Regions from separate parts of the Homo sapiens genome. Here region 2 is linked to region 1. A link is a loop called in an ENCODE intact Hi-C map of the cell type or tissue named here. Cell type or tissue: HCT116. All regions are shown on one strand. Links, peaks and the distances in the headings refer to the core of each region. The heading gives the core; the rest is flanking DNA.

Region 1 (7,233 bases), core at 1,789-4,288:
CTCCGGCCTCTGCCCCGCCTTCTCTCTGTCCTCCACGTGAGCAGGACACGTGCTCCAGGTGCCCTGTGGCTGCGGCAGCACCTCATTTCTTGGAGCTGGTTTCTGCGCTGTCAGGATTGCTTGGTTCTGCTGCTCTAACAAACAGTCCCCAGACTCAGTGCCTTCAATGGCGAAGGCGTATCTCTCACTCAGGCAACTGCTCTCACACGTCCTCAGGGGACCTGCTGTTTGTCCTCACTCAGGGATGCAGGTGGAGGAATGATCTGTTTGACACACCTTTCTGCGAGGACTCAGTTGGCCAGAGGAGATGTGGCGAAACGCGCTGGGCGGGGGAGGCCTCTGCCGGGGTGGACCGGGGCACCTGCTCACATTCCCGCAGCAACGCAGGCTCAGGCTCACGCTTGGATTTGCCCTCCACTCCTGCGGTTTACTCCTTGAACAAATGTTTGCTGAGACTCCACCGTGTGTCAGACACTGCTCTAGGCCCTGGGGGTGCTGCAGGGGAGAGAGAAGACACAGGAGAACCCTGCTTTTGTGGAGTGTGCGTCCCAGTGGCAGCGGGGGTAGGTTGACAGCTGGAAGGGCCCGATGCTGATGAATCCTGCAGAGACAAATAAGCAGGAGCGGCAGGGACACGGGAGGAATCTGAGGCTAAGCAGAGAGATCAGGGAGGGGCTCACTGAGAAGCTGATGTTGGAAGGCGTGAGGGAGCAGCATCTCAGGCAGAGGGAACCTCCTGTGCAAACACAGTGGGAATGTTCAGGAAACTGCCCCATGTGGCTCAAGGCCAGGAAGCAAGGAAAGAGCAGGCGGTGGCCAGGGGGTGACGAACGGGGCGGGGCCTGGGGCGGGTGGCCGGGGGGTGACGAACGGAGCAGGGCCTGGGGCGGGTGGCCGGTGGGGGGGTGATGAACGGGGCGGGGCCTGGGGTGGGTGGCGGGGGGGGGTGACGAACGGGGCGGGGCCTGGGGCTGGTGGCCGGGGGGTGATGAATGGTTCAAGGCCTGTTGGGGGGGTGATGAACAGGGCAGGCCTGGGGAGCAGGCAGTGGCCAGGGGGTGACGAACAGTGCAGGGCCTGGGGTGGGTGGCTGGGAGGTGACAAATGGGGCAGGGCCTGGGGCTGTTGAGACACTAGGAGCCATGAGCAGGGAAGTGCTGTGAGCTGATCTGGTCTTGACATAATCATGCTGGCTGGGAGGAGAGGGCGGGGTGAGCCTGCGGCATCTACTGACTCCAGCATCACAAAGGGTCCCACACTTGGCAGCTGAAAACAGCACACACTTATCAGCTCCCATTTTCCTTAGATCAAGGATCAGGTATGGCTTGGCTGGATCCGCAGGCTCAGGGTCTCACAGGCTGCAATCCGGACTCAGCTGGGCAGGGGTCTCATCTCCCATGGGGAAGAAATGGCTCCGAGCTCAGGCATGTAGTTCTGGGCGGGATTCAGTTCTTCAGGGCCTCAGCTCCTCACTGGCGTTTAGCTGGAAGCCGCCCTCAGTCTCTTGCCCCATGGCAGCTCTCGGCACAGCCACTGGTTTCACCAGACCGTGGGAGAGGGTGAGAGGGATGAGCAAGATAGACCAGGGTCTTTCCGCGACCAGATTTGGAAGTGACACCCCATTGCTTTTGCCATTTTCTATTCATTTGAGATAAACCACAGGTCCCGCACATGCTCAAGGGAGGGAGCGCACAAGGACTGAGCACCAGCAGGGGCACCACGGGCCGTGTGAGGCTGCCCCATAGAGGGCGAGAGCAGCAGCTGCTGGCTACTGCACCAGTCCAGGCCGGAGACAGCAGTGTCTCGGACCAGGTGGCCGGGGTGGAGGCCGTGAGAAGCCATCGGATGCTGGGTACTTGCAGACAACAGGATCTGCTTCAGGCTGGGAGGAGAAGAGCCGCGCCTTGGCCTTCACCTGAAGGGGGCTGCCGTCACCTGAGATGGGGCAGCCGTGACCCATGACCTGAGATGGGGCAGCCCAGCTCCACTCTAGACAGGGTCCCTCCCGTGCCCTGGGACCTTCCTCCCAGTAGAAGGTGAGGAGAGCGTGGTGGGAAACGCAGAAGGCTTGTGAGCAGCGGGCAGGGCAGACAGTCCTCACGGGGAGACACCCCACGCCCAGCTCCAGCCACCCACCCGGGGCACAGCGGCCTGCCTGTTGTCACTACCAAGCTCGCCACCACATGAAGGGGCTGCCCCTGCTGGGAAGCCCTGCCAGCCCCAGAACCACCAACCCTCCCATTAATCCGCTTTAAACCCACGACGAGGTGGGGGCCCGTAAGCAGCTTTTCAGGTGAGAGACAATGTCCCCACGCAGCGCGTTGCCCAGGAGACCGCAGGGCTGAGCTGCAGGCTGAAGTCGGCCCGCTGTGTTTACGCTTCCGTATGTGTTCACCCTGCTCCACCCCAGGCCCAGGAGGGATTCAGAGGCTGAATTCCTGAGAGCACAAGAGCACAAAGAAAAACTCATGTGGGCAAACGCAGACAGGGAATTCGCTGTCAGTCCCAGTTTCCCCACGTACCTTTCGGCTCAAAATACTCCCTGATCTGCTCATCCCAACAGGTCCCAGAAGGGAGCAGAGCCAACAGCCAGCCTGGGAAGGCGCCAACTCAGACAGAAACTGATCCAAGCCCTCGTCTCTGTTCTCGCAGATGGCCTGGGAAAGGAAACCTGTCCGAAACCTGCCTGCGAGTCCCATCTGACAGCTGCCAACGGCAGCCACCCTCCTCCCTCCCTGACCACACGGCCTCTTCCCGACGGTGACGCTCAAGCTCCTACCCCACGCCCTGTGACTTGCCGACTTGCCCACCTCCCCACCTCCCGCCCACTTCCCCATTTTCACACATGAGGGTTCTCCCATCCTCAGGCCTCAGCTCAGATGTCCTTTCCATGGGGCCTGTGGGAAGCAGCCACCTGCGGCCACTCTCCCTCTCCCAGGGCACTGGTCACTTCCTGAAACCCGCTCCTGGCCCTCGCCCGTCTCCCTCCCCAGGCTGGAAGTTCCCAGGTCCCAGGCCTTGAATTTCCCCAACAGCCCCTGTGGCCCTGCCCACAACAGGAAACCGCGGGAAGGCAGCAGAGCCCAGGGTGCTCCTGTGGGATGCCTGCCTGACAGCGGGGCTCAGGCAGGGACCCTGATGGGCTGCAGCCCCTCAGCAGCCTGCGTCCTCTGGGCCTGGGGGAGCCACTGGTGTCAGGAGCCTGCGGGTGGACTCTGGACAGGAACCTGGAATTCCCTAGTTCCTGGGAGGCAGCCACCAGATGACAGCGTAGGCACGTCCTTGCCCGCCCCCTCCAGCACAGCCCCCAACCCCGAGAGGACTGGGCAGATGGCCAAGAAGGGGAAGGTGCCCTCCCCCATCCTGAGCAGGCGGCCATGAGGCCTTGGCAGACCTCCCACCCTGGAACTGGGCCGCTGGAGCCTGGGGTAAGACATGTGGAAGGGCCTCGGCTCCTCGTGCCTGGCACTCAACACACCTGAGCACACCTGCAGACACCTAGGCACATCGGCACACACCTGGGCACACCTGCACACACCTGGGAACCTCTGCGCACACCTGAGCACACCTGCACACACTGGAGCACACCTGCACACACATGGGCATACCTGCACACACTGGAACACACCTATGCACACCTGCACACACCTGCAACGCTCATCGTCCCTATGTGACCTGGAGCAAGTTATCTAACCTCTTGGTGCCTGAGCTTCCTTATCTGTAAGGTGATAGTGATGATGCCCCCCCCCAGAGAGCTGTCATGAGAATGAAATGAGGTGACGCCCTTACAGGTGTGTAAGGGCGATACCTGGCACACTGTGGGGCCATCTGAGGGTTGCTCATCATCCCCCATCCCGGGAGCTTGCCACCGTGCCCGGGTGTGCAGCCCACAGACAGCTGCAGCTGCCATGGTCACATGAGATCACAGAGAGGCAGGTCTGGGAAGGGGCTGCCAGCCCTGGTCTGGTGAGCGGCAGGTGGAGCGCCAGCTGCAACGCGGTGGGGAGCAGTGAGGGGCGTGGCACAGCAGGCAGGAGCCCGCGGGGCGAGGCGGCGGCCCGCAGACAGCTGCAGCTACTTCCTGACTCGCAGGGTGTGGACTCAGCCTTGCTCCACCTTCTGTTCTTTTAAAGAAAAGCTGGGGCCGGGCGCAGCGGCTCACGCCTGTAATCCCAGCACTTTGGGAGGCCGAGGTGGGCGGATCACGAGGTCAGGAGATCGAGACCATCCTGGCTAACACGGTGAAACCCCCGTCTCTACTAAAAATACAAATAATTAGCCGGGCGTAGTGGCGGGCGCCTGTAGTCCCAGCTACTCAGGAGGTTGAGGCAGGAGAATGGCGTGAACCTGGGAGGTGGAGCTTACAGTGAGCTGAGATCGCGCCACTGCACTCCAGCCTGGGCGACAGAGCGACACTCCGTCTCAAAAAAAAAAAAAAATAGAAAAAAGAAAAGCCGGAAGTCTGGATTTGGGGGCAAAGGTCCCACATTTAGAAACACCATGCTGTTCAGATTTGCAACATACCTGCCGTTGGCCACGGCCCAAGAGCCCGGGGGTGACGTCGACCTCAGCACTGAGGTGGGCTCTAGAGTGCACACCTGCGCTGCACGTTCTGTGAGTGTGCACCCGCCTCCCGGCAGGCCTGGGCTCCTCCCACAGGTCAGAGGCTGCAAACGACAGGATCTGCCTGAGATGGGGCTGCCGTGAGAAAGATGTCTTCTCTCTTGGATTTAGGGTCCACCGAGAGAGGTGGAGAGGAAATATCATTCCCCGGCCTAACCATATGAGGACTGCAGTGACGGCCCCCGCCAGCACCTGCCCCTCCTGCGGGCTTGGCTCCCCGGCAGGCGCTCCCCAGATGCGGCTTGGTCCGTGCTGAGGATCCAGAGACCTAGGTCCAGAGGCTCAAGTTTCCAGGTTTGGAACTGGCGTCTACTAATATGGTAGATTGTGCCAAAAATGCACACATGGCCGAAACAATATTTTCAGTCCTGCGTGTTCTTCCAGACCTTTGCCTTCCCCCTCAACCCCCCCGTGGAGAGGAGCCCCGCTCCCCGCTGCCTGAATGCACGGCCTTCATGGCGGGCTGGGGAGGAGCACAGGGCAGAAGGCTGCAGCCGGCCCACTTGGCCTGCTCCGGGCTCTGGGCTCTGGGCTGGGGGCTCTGGGCTCTTACTCATGGAACCAGCTGCCAGGCTGTGTGGGAGCCCAGACCACACAGAGGAGCCCCTGCAGGTGTCTGGTCACAGCCTGGCCAGGGCTCAGCCGACAGCCACCACGACCCACCAGGTGCCTGAGCGTTGGGCGAACTCGGCCCCCAGCGTGTGGGCAGCCCCAGCTCCTGCCAAGTGTAGCAGAAACAAGCCGTCCGCAGCAAACCTGCCCGAGCTGTGGATTCAGGATAAAAATCATCCCTGGTGTTGCTGCAGGTCACAAAGTGTGGGGGTGGTTTCTGGGCAGCAGCTGGCGACGGGGGCAAGTGCCCAGCACCCAGTGACCCTGTGCAGCTCAGCCTCCTCCTGGAACTTTCACGCCTGTAAACTGGGGACCATCAGGGGCCCCTCTCTTAGGAGCGTTGGAGGGTTCCGTGAGTATGTACATACGTGGTACTGGGTAGAATGGTGTCCACCCAGAACCTCAGGCTGCGGCCTCATCTGGAAACAGGGCCTTTGCAGGTGGAGTTGGTTAAGATGAGGCCCAGCTGATGAGGGTAGACCCTAAATCCAAACACAGGCATCCTTATAAGAAGAGAAAACAGAGACAAGGAGGAGACGCAAGGGAAGGAGGCAGAGACTGCAGCGCTGCAGCCACAGCCAGCACCTGGGTGCCAGCAGAGGCCAGACCGGGTGGCAGGATCCTCCCCTGGAGCCTCGGCCCCACGATGCCTGACTCCAGACTCCTGGCCCCAGGCTGGGAGCACGCGTTCCGCTGCGTTTCGTCACTAGCGTGCAGCAGAGGCCTGTGAGCATTGGCCGCTGCCTGTCCCGTTCCCTCAAGAACTTGCTACTCTAGATTCTCAGAGGGATGGAAAAGTTAATTTTTAAATTACACCGAAAGAAAATCCTCCTGCTGCAGGCCCGCTACCTCCTAACGAGACTCCTGGGTTGGAATCTTCTAGAAAGCACGTTCTGTGCTCAGTAGAGATGGTAGTTTCTCATGGGTTTTCCTAAAATTAGGGGCACCAGAGGGGGTGGGACGTGGGGCCCCTGACCAGCCCTGAGCACACACAGCCACAGCTGGTTTCTCCAAGATGCCCAGCACAGAGGCCCAAAGACAGAAGGCCAACCACAGGGCACAGCTGTCCTGGAGGCCCCCGGCGGCTCCGCAGCCCTCCCTGCCTGCTGCTGGAGGCCCCTAGCAGCTCCCTGGCCCTCCCAGAGCTGTCCTGGAAGCCCCTGGCAGCTCCGTAGCCCTCCTGGCCTGCTGCTGGGCTGCTGAGGGACCTCAGCATTGGCTGCATTTCCAAAACCAGCAGCTCAGAGGCCCTGCAGGAGACGCTGCCAAGTGGGGCCCCGAGAGGGACTGGGCTGCAGCTGTTTGGAGCCTTTCTTCCAGTGCACCACCTCCGCATCTTCCCTCCACCCCCGCCCCTGCCGTGGGGAGCCCTGCCGACGGCGTTTAACTGACTGTGTAAGGCTGGGCCTCTTGCCCTCCCACTCCTGTCCAGAACAGTGAGGACCTGTTCCATCCATCAGAAAGGCCTCCGCAGAAGCCGCGAGCCGTGCCTTCGCGTGTGCACACCTGAGAGCTCACGCGTGTCTGTGGGTACTCAGGGTGCGATGTGTACACAGATCTGAATGCAGACGCACGTGCCCATGAGCACGCACGTCCAGAGAGACGCACGTCTGCTTATCCACAAGGTGCACGCGTGTCTGGATCCGCACAGGTGCGCGTCTGCTCGTGGACACGCAGAGGCGGGTGGGGCTGTGCACGTATGCCTGTCTGCACAGGAGGCTGGAAACATAACCGCATGTGACTTGAGGGCCTGTGTGTGATGGTGTCGGGGTCTGCGGCGTGCCTGGTAGGCATGTGTGTGTGTTTGCCAAGGTTACATGTGCCTGTATGTTCATGCTTATCTTGGCGTGTCTGCATGTTTGGTGTACAGAGTAGATGTCTGTGTGCATGTGTGCATATGGTGGGTGCAGGGAAAGAATGTAAGATCGGGGAGCTGGAAAGGACACGCCCTCGCCTGGCCAGCCGAGGATGCCTGTCCTTGGTTGCCATGGCAAGCCC
Region 2 (7,233 bases), core at 2,648-5,147, 190 kb after region 1:
GACTTCACAGAGACACCTGCAGGACACCTGCTGCCAGGAGCACGGCCCAGTGGGGATGGGAGAGCGAGGAGAGCGCCGGGCACGGGGAGGAGGGGCGGGGCACGGCCCAGTGTCTGGGGAGCTGAGGCGGGGAGGGTGGGGAGGCCAGGGACAGCCCAGGGGGACACTAGAGAGGGCGGGGAGGAGCCAGCCCTGGAGCTCGAGTGCCAGTCATGCTGCCCTTTTGAACGCCGAGACCATTAAAGGGGTCTCGGGTGAGAACCACAGGCAGGATGTGGAAGCTCCTGGGTGCATGGTGGCCTCTGTAATGGGCAGGGCGAGGCTGGAAGCAAGAGGACCCATGCGATAGCATGCATGCCCGGCCAGAGGGGATAGGAGGCTCAGTCAGGCAGGGCTGGGGGAACAAGGAGCAGAGAGAGAGGCAGGGAAGAGCAGTGGGGACGCTGAGGGGTGTGAATGTGGGGAGTCAGGGTGGGAATTCAGAGTGAGCCCTGGCCTCTGGCAACAGGAACGAGGAGCACATGTACCCAGTCTAATGCAGCACCTGCACTGTCGACCACCAGAAAACAAAGCACCCAAAACTCAGTTAGCCCAAAAACATGACTTGTGATGGTCGCTGTGTCTGTGGGTTGACTGTGCTCAGCTGGGCGGTTCTCACACGTGTTGCTTAGGCATCAGCTTTCAGGTAGTTTGACTGTGCTCAGCTGGGCGGTTCTCACACGTGTTGCTTAGGCATCAGCTTTCAGGTAGCAGCTAGGCTGCCGACAATTATCTGAAGACTCAACAGGGCTGTGTCCAAGATGGCTCCTTCACTCCTGCATCTGGTAGCTGGAGGGACTGATGGGCTGGGAGCCCATCAACTCTTCTCCTCTTCACGCGGCCCCCATGAGGCTCGCAGAGGCTTCCTCACAACATGACGGCCCCAGGGTGGCTAGCACCTTCCCCAGAGCAAGAGCCCCAGGAGGATCTGCAAGGCTTCTTCTGACCTACCCAGAGGTCACACAACATCACCTCAACCACATTCTATTGGCCAAAAGTGAGTCCCAGAGACAGCTCAGGGACTACACACTTCCTCACCCAGTGGAAGCGTGTAGGGCAGGAGGCAAGGGGAGGCAGGGCGGGATGGGGAGGGGAGGGGAGCAAGCTTTTTGGAGTGATGAAAGTATCCTAAATTTACATCATGGTGGAGTTTGCACAATCTTGTAATTATACTAATAACAATGAAGGTACACTTTAAATGGGTGAATTGTATAATATGTGACTTATATCTCAGAAATGTTATAAACTTTTTTGAGAGAGAAGGCTTTAAACAAATAAAAATAAATCTGTTAGTGTATAGAAAATGTCCAGAACAGGCAAATCCATAGATACAGAAAGTAGATTAGTGGGAAACAACCTAAATGCCCGTTGATGGATGAATGATGGATAAAGTGTGGTGTGTCCAGGCAACATAATACTGTTCAGCCTTAAAAAAGAAGAAACTGCTGCCATATGCTACAACATGGGTGTCCCTTGAGGGCAGTATGCAGTGAGACAGGCCAGGCACAGAAACACAAATGCTACATGATTCCACTTGCCTGAAGAATCTAAAATAATTAAACTTGGCCAGGCGTGGCGGCTCACACCTGTCATTCCAGCACTTTGGGAGGCTGGGGAGGGTGGATTGCTTGAGTCCAGGAGTTCAAGACATGGGAAACCCTGTCTCTACAAAACATACAAAAATAAGAAATTAGCTGGGTGTGGTGGTGCATGCCTGTATTCCCAGCCACTCAGGAAGCTGAGATGGGAGGATTGCCTGAATCCAGGAAGCGGAGGTTGCAGTGAGCAAAGATGGTACCATTGTACTCTAGTCTAGGTGACAGAGTGAGACCCTGTCTCAAAAAAAAAAAAAAAGAAAGAAAATATAACTGATTTTTGTATGTTTATGTTGTATCCTGAAACCTCTCTGAACTTAATAGCTCTAACAGTTTCCAGTGGATTCCTTAGGGTTTCCCTTATACAATATCATACCATCTGCATATAGAGATGATCTTTCTTCTTTTGCAGTTTTTCTCAATTTATTACCTACTTGTCATAACTAGAATTTCAGCATAATATTGAATAGAAGTGGCAAGAGAGGACACTTTTGTCTTACTCTTGAGTGCAGGGGAAAAGCAATTATTCTCTTCACCATTCAAAACTATGTCAACCAGGTCAGGTGGGGTGGCTCAAACCTGTAATCCCAGCAGGGGCCAAGAGCCCTCTTTTAAGAGCCTTTAAGAAAGACCATGCTGGCTGGGTGCTGTGGCTCAGGCCTGTAATCCCAGCACTTTGGGAGGCCGAAGGGGGTGGATCACCTGAGGTCTGGAGTTTGAGACCAGCCTGACCAACATGGAGAAACCCTGTCTCTACTAAAAATACAAAATTAGCCAGGCATAGTGGTGCATGCCTGTAATCCCAGCTACTCGGGGGGCTGAGGCAGGAGAATAGCTTGAACCTGGGAGGTGCAGGTTGCGGTGGGCCGAGATCACACCATTTTACTCCACCCTGGGCAACAAGAGAGAAACTCTGTCTCAAAAAAAAAAAATTATGTCAACCGGGCACAGTGGCTCACACCTGTAATCCCAGCACTTTGGGAGAGCAAGGTGGGAGGATCGCTTGAGCCCAGGAGTTCGAGACCAGCGTGGGTAACATAGGGAGACCCCATCTCTACCAAAAAATAAATAAAAAATTAGCCAGGCATGGTGTCTTACACCTGGAGTCTCAGCTACTCAGGAGGCTGAGGCAAGAGTATCGCTTGAACCCAGGAGGTGGAGGTTGCAGTGAGCCAAGATCGTACCACCACACTCCAGCCTGGGTGACAGAGTCAAATACTATCTCAAAAAAAAAAAAAGAATTATGTTGTCACTTGAGCACAGTGGCTCGTGCCTATAATTCCAGAACTTTTGGAGGCCAAGGCAAGATCAGTTGAGCCCAGGAGTTCGAGACCAGGCTGATGGGTAACCCAGTGAGACCCTGTCTCTACAGAAAATGGAAAAAGTAGCCTAGCGTGGTGGCACGTGCCTGTGGTCCCAACTACTCAGGAGGCTGAGGTGGGAGGGTCACTTGAGCCCGGAGGTCAAGGCTGCAGTGAGCTAGGATTGCACCACTGCACTCCAGCCTGGGCAACAGAGTGAGATCCTATCTCAAAAAAAATTATGAAAAAAAATTATGTTGTCAAACTCATAGAAGTGGAGAGTAGAATGGTGGTTGCCAGAGGCTGCAGAGAGGGTAAAAGGGAATTGCTCCTGAACAGGGATAAAGTTTCAGTTTCAGTTATGCAAAATGAGTATGTTCCAGGTCTGCTATACAACATCACACCTGTAGTTAACAATACTGTATTGTTCAATTAAAATGTTGTTAAAAGGGTGGGTCTCATGTTAAATGTTTTATTACAATAAAAAATAATTTTTAGGAAGAAAGTTGTTAACTGGGTTTTTGTTTGTTTGTTTGTTGTTTTGCAGATATCCTTTAACAGACCTAAAGCTGTGTGATTTCTAGTAATCCACCTTTCAGAGCGTGACTTCCACCCGTCTAAATCCCTGGGAGTGAACTCATGGAGTTCTGGGGGGAAAAAAAATCCTGGGAGGTCGGGTTGGCCACAAAGCCCAAGATGTTCCCCAATTTACTAATTAGGTTAGAATTCCACACAACCAGCACCTCACCACCACCAAGAATTCTAATGGAAACTTTCTTCAGTGAAAACTAACTTCATTTATTTCAAGGCTGGTGCTAATTTTGGTTGTTGACTGCTTTGGCCTCCGATTATGGGAGGTATCCTGGGTGGGAACTGTCAGGGGAAGCTACTTGGAAGGCAGGACTGAGCCGGACCAAATTGCAAGATTCAAACCAGTGAGGAGGCCCAACAGCGGATTCTCCACAGACCCAGCAGAAGCTCTCGGGGGCTGGAAAAGGGCGCCACCTGGTGGCATCTGAGCAGAAGTCAGTGACACGTTTTCACCCACATGTCAGTACAGCTCCCGAAGCAGGTCCAGCGGAAAAGCTCCGGTATGAAGCTTTTCCCTTTACAGTGTGCTGTGAGGGTGTGTAACCACAGTTAATGGAAAGGGACCTCACTGGACTCAATCCAGTGACATCACACATGCCGTGTCTCCCACCCACAGAGAGAACTCCCAGGTCTTGAGTATGTGATGCCTGGAGCCTCATCTACCTTCTGAAGGCATCGTTCAGGCACGCTTTACATATGAGCAGTGTTTGGATTATTAATTGGAAAGGTCAGAACACCGTTTCAGCGGGTATATGAAAGTGATAGCAGCGGTGTCTGGAACATAAAGGAGAGTGTGTTTGTCCACTCTTCCTAGGGACACAGGGACGGGGACACTCCCCACTCTCCCCTGGGACACGGGAATGCTCTCCACTCTCCCCTGGGACACAGGGACGGGAACACTCTTCCCTGGGACACATGGGGACGCTCCCCACTCTCCCCCGGGACACAGGGGGACACTGTCCACTCTCCCCTGGGACACACGGGGACACTGTCCATTCTCTCCCGGGACACACGGGGACGCTCTCCACTCTTCCCTGGGACACACGGGGATACTCTCCCCTGGGACATATGGGCTGTCCACTCTCCCCCGGGACACACGGGGACGCTCTCTAGTCTTCCCTGGGACACACGAGGACTCTCTCCACTCTTCCCTGGGACACATGGGGACACTCTCCAGTCTCCCCTGGGACACATGGGGACGCTCTCCACTCTCCCCTGGGAGTTCCAGAGTGACCGTCATCGTGAAAAATGACAGGGATTGATGTAGTTTCCTGGCTTTTGACATTAACCCACAAACCCAACTACCACTCTGGGTTTTTCCTAGAGCGTAAGCCTTAGCTGACGCCATCCACACATTATGGTGCTGTGGATTTTCCTGTAATGAAAAGGAAAAGATTCAGACAGCAGGAAATAAGGGGCCAGGGGGAGGCTAAGGCTGTCATGATGGCAGAGAAGTCTCAACCCATGATCTTGGAAAAGCTGTCCACATTTAGGATCCCGTCTGCTTCTGGGGAAAACTTCCCTGGTTAGCTTCACCTTAAGGTCTCCGAAAGGTGTACGGTTCCAAGAATCTGGAGGGGTCTTTTTGAGTTTGGGGTTAGCCGATTTTTCTAAAATGTGCACAAGTTCTGGGTCCATAGTTCTTACACACATAATTAGCAAACGTCCCAGAAGGCGGCACGCAGACTCCTTGGATTCAGACAAACCCAAGCCAAAAGGGACCTACTCAAGGCCTCTAACTGGATACAATAGAGTTAAGTTTTGGATCCAATTCAATCCTGGACCCATTCCGGTCTAAGAATTGCTCAAGGCCGGGCGCCGTGGCTCATGCCTGTAATCCCAGCACTTTGGGAGGCCAAGGCAGGTGGATTGCCTGAGCTCAGGAGTTTGAGACCAGCCCAGGCAACACAGTGAAACCCCGTCTCCACTAAAATACAAAAAAATTAGCCGGGCGCGGTGGCATGTGCCTGTAATCCCAGCTACTTGGGAGGCTGAGACAGGATAATTGCTTGAATCTGGGAGGCGGAGGTTGCAGTGAGCTGAGATCACGCCACCGCACTCCAGCCTGGGCAACAGAGTGAGACTCCATCTCAAAAAAAAAAAGAATTGCTCAAAGTAGAGGGCTCAAAACACATGGTCATAGAGCACAAATCCAGCAGAGAGAACTCACCTATGACTCTAGATGCTTTGAGAGATCAGCAGGCACACAGGCCCTACTGAGCATTCAGTGCTCCTAGGGGGTGGCTGGAGGTCTACTTCAGATCCCACTTCTGACACCAAACTGTTAAAACAAAAACTTTGGACAAATTAAATTTAAGAGTTTGTGTGTGTGTGTGTGTGTGTGTGTGTGTGTGTGTGTGTGTGTGACAGAGTCTCCCTCTGTCATGCAGGCTGGAGTGCAGTGGTGCAATCTCAGTTCACTGCAACCTCCACCTCCCAGATTCCAGTGATTCTCCTGCCTCAGCCTCCCGAGTAGCTGAGATTACAGATGCCACAACACCTGGCTAACTTTTGTGTTTTTAGTGGAGACGAGGTTTCGCCATGTTGGCCAGGCTGGTCTCGAACCCCTGATCTCAAGTGATCCACCCATGTTGGCCTCCCAAAGTGCTGGGATTACAGGTATGAGCCACTGTGCCCAGCCAACAGAGTTTAATTGAGCAAAACACAACTCATGAATTGGGCAGCACTCAGAACCAATGGGGGAGGTTCGAGAGCTCCACTCTGTAATGTGGGCAGGAAGTTTTTATAGATAGAACACAGAAGTGAGATACAAAAAAAAAAAAATCACAATTAGCTTGATTTTGTTACTGCTTGAAATGTTTGCCTTATATGGCATGATCAGATCAGTTAGCAGCCTGTGACTGGCTGAGACCCAGCTATTTGTTCCAAAATATACTCATAGGTTAAGCTTTTAGCTTGTTTCTGTGGTACATTAGGTTGCAGTTTGTTGTTACCTAGAAACTCAAGGCACAGAGGCAGCCTGTTAATTGAGTTAATTTAACAGTTCAAACAAATACTTATGCACCAGTGTTTATAACAGCACTATTCACAGAGTTAGTTTGAAAGCAATCTAAATTCCTTCTTTGGATAGCCTAGACATTTCTCCTGGCCATAAGAAGGGGTGATGCCCTGACACATGCTACAATGTGGATGAACCTTGAAAACATGCTCAGTGAATGAAGCCAGACAGAAAAGGCATTAACCCAGAAACAAATATTGCATTTCCTTGATATGAAATATCCAGAACAGGCAAGTCCATTCACTGAGACAGAAAAGCGACCAGTGGTTGCCAGGGCATGGGAGGAGTGTGGAACGGGTCGTGACTGCTTAATGGATGGGAGTTTTATTTTGGGGTGGGGAAAGTGTTTGGGGACGAAACAGAGGCGGTGGTGGTTGCACAATGTTGTGAATGTCACTGAATTGTTTACTTTAAAATAGTTAATTACATGCTATGCTGATTTTATCATAATAAACTATTTTAAAATTATTTTGTGAAAAACTGTGATGCTTGGGATTTGCTTCAAAATAATGTGGGTGGGGTGGAGGTTCGAAAAGTTACCAAAAAAAAAAAAAAAGAAAGAAAGAAAGAAAGAAAACTCTGGCTTGCAAAGAAGAAAACGGATCGGCCGTGGATCCCTCTCCAGCTCGAGGGCTGGAGCTGCGGCGGAGGCAGGAGCTGGAAGCGAGGCGTCTGCTGGCAAAGGCGG

The links. Hi-C counts contacts between places; a loop is a spot of excess contacts. Peaks named below come from ENCODE experiments on the same cell type or tissue, not always from the same donor. Only the 100,000 strongest peaks of a DNase experiment are listed, where the experiment ranks them.
Region 2: a loop joins it to region 1, with 13 times the contacts of the local background. A loop is called at or near these places in 96 of 110 quality-filtered maps.

Annotation. Positions count from the first base shown.
Region 1 is chr12:132,426,455-132,433,687 of GRCh38, forward strand. LOC105370092 reads right to left here. Exons shown (of 4, transcript XM_047429966.1): 4 at 1-7,233. The coding sequence ends at 6,850. Among named protein-coding and RNA genes, the nearest start is that of MUC8, 45 kb to the right of the region's middle. RefSeq lists an enhancer at 2,221-2,755 and a silencer at 3,985-4,154. In HCT116, for the core only: a CTCF peak has its summit at 3,247 (motif pointing right); DNase peaks (open chromatin) are centred at 3,398 and 4,077; H3K4me3 peaks cover 904 bases; H3K27ac peaks cover 426 bases.
Region 2 is chr12:132,611,139-132,618,371 of GRCh38, forward strand. No RefSeq gene overlaps it. Among named protein-coding and RNA genes, the nearest start is that of P2RX2, 4.0 kb to the right of the region's middle. In HCT116, for the core only: a CTCF peak has its summit at 3,962 (motif pointing left); a DNase peak (open chromatin) is centred at 3,923.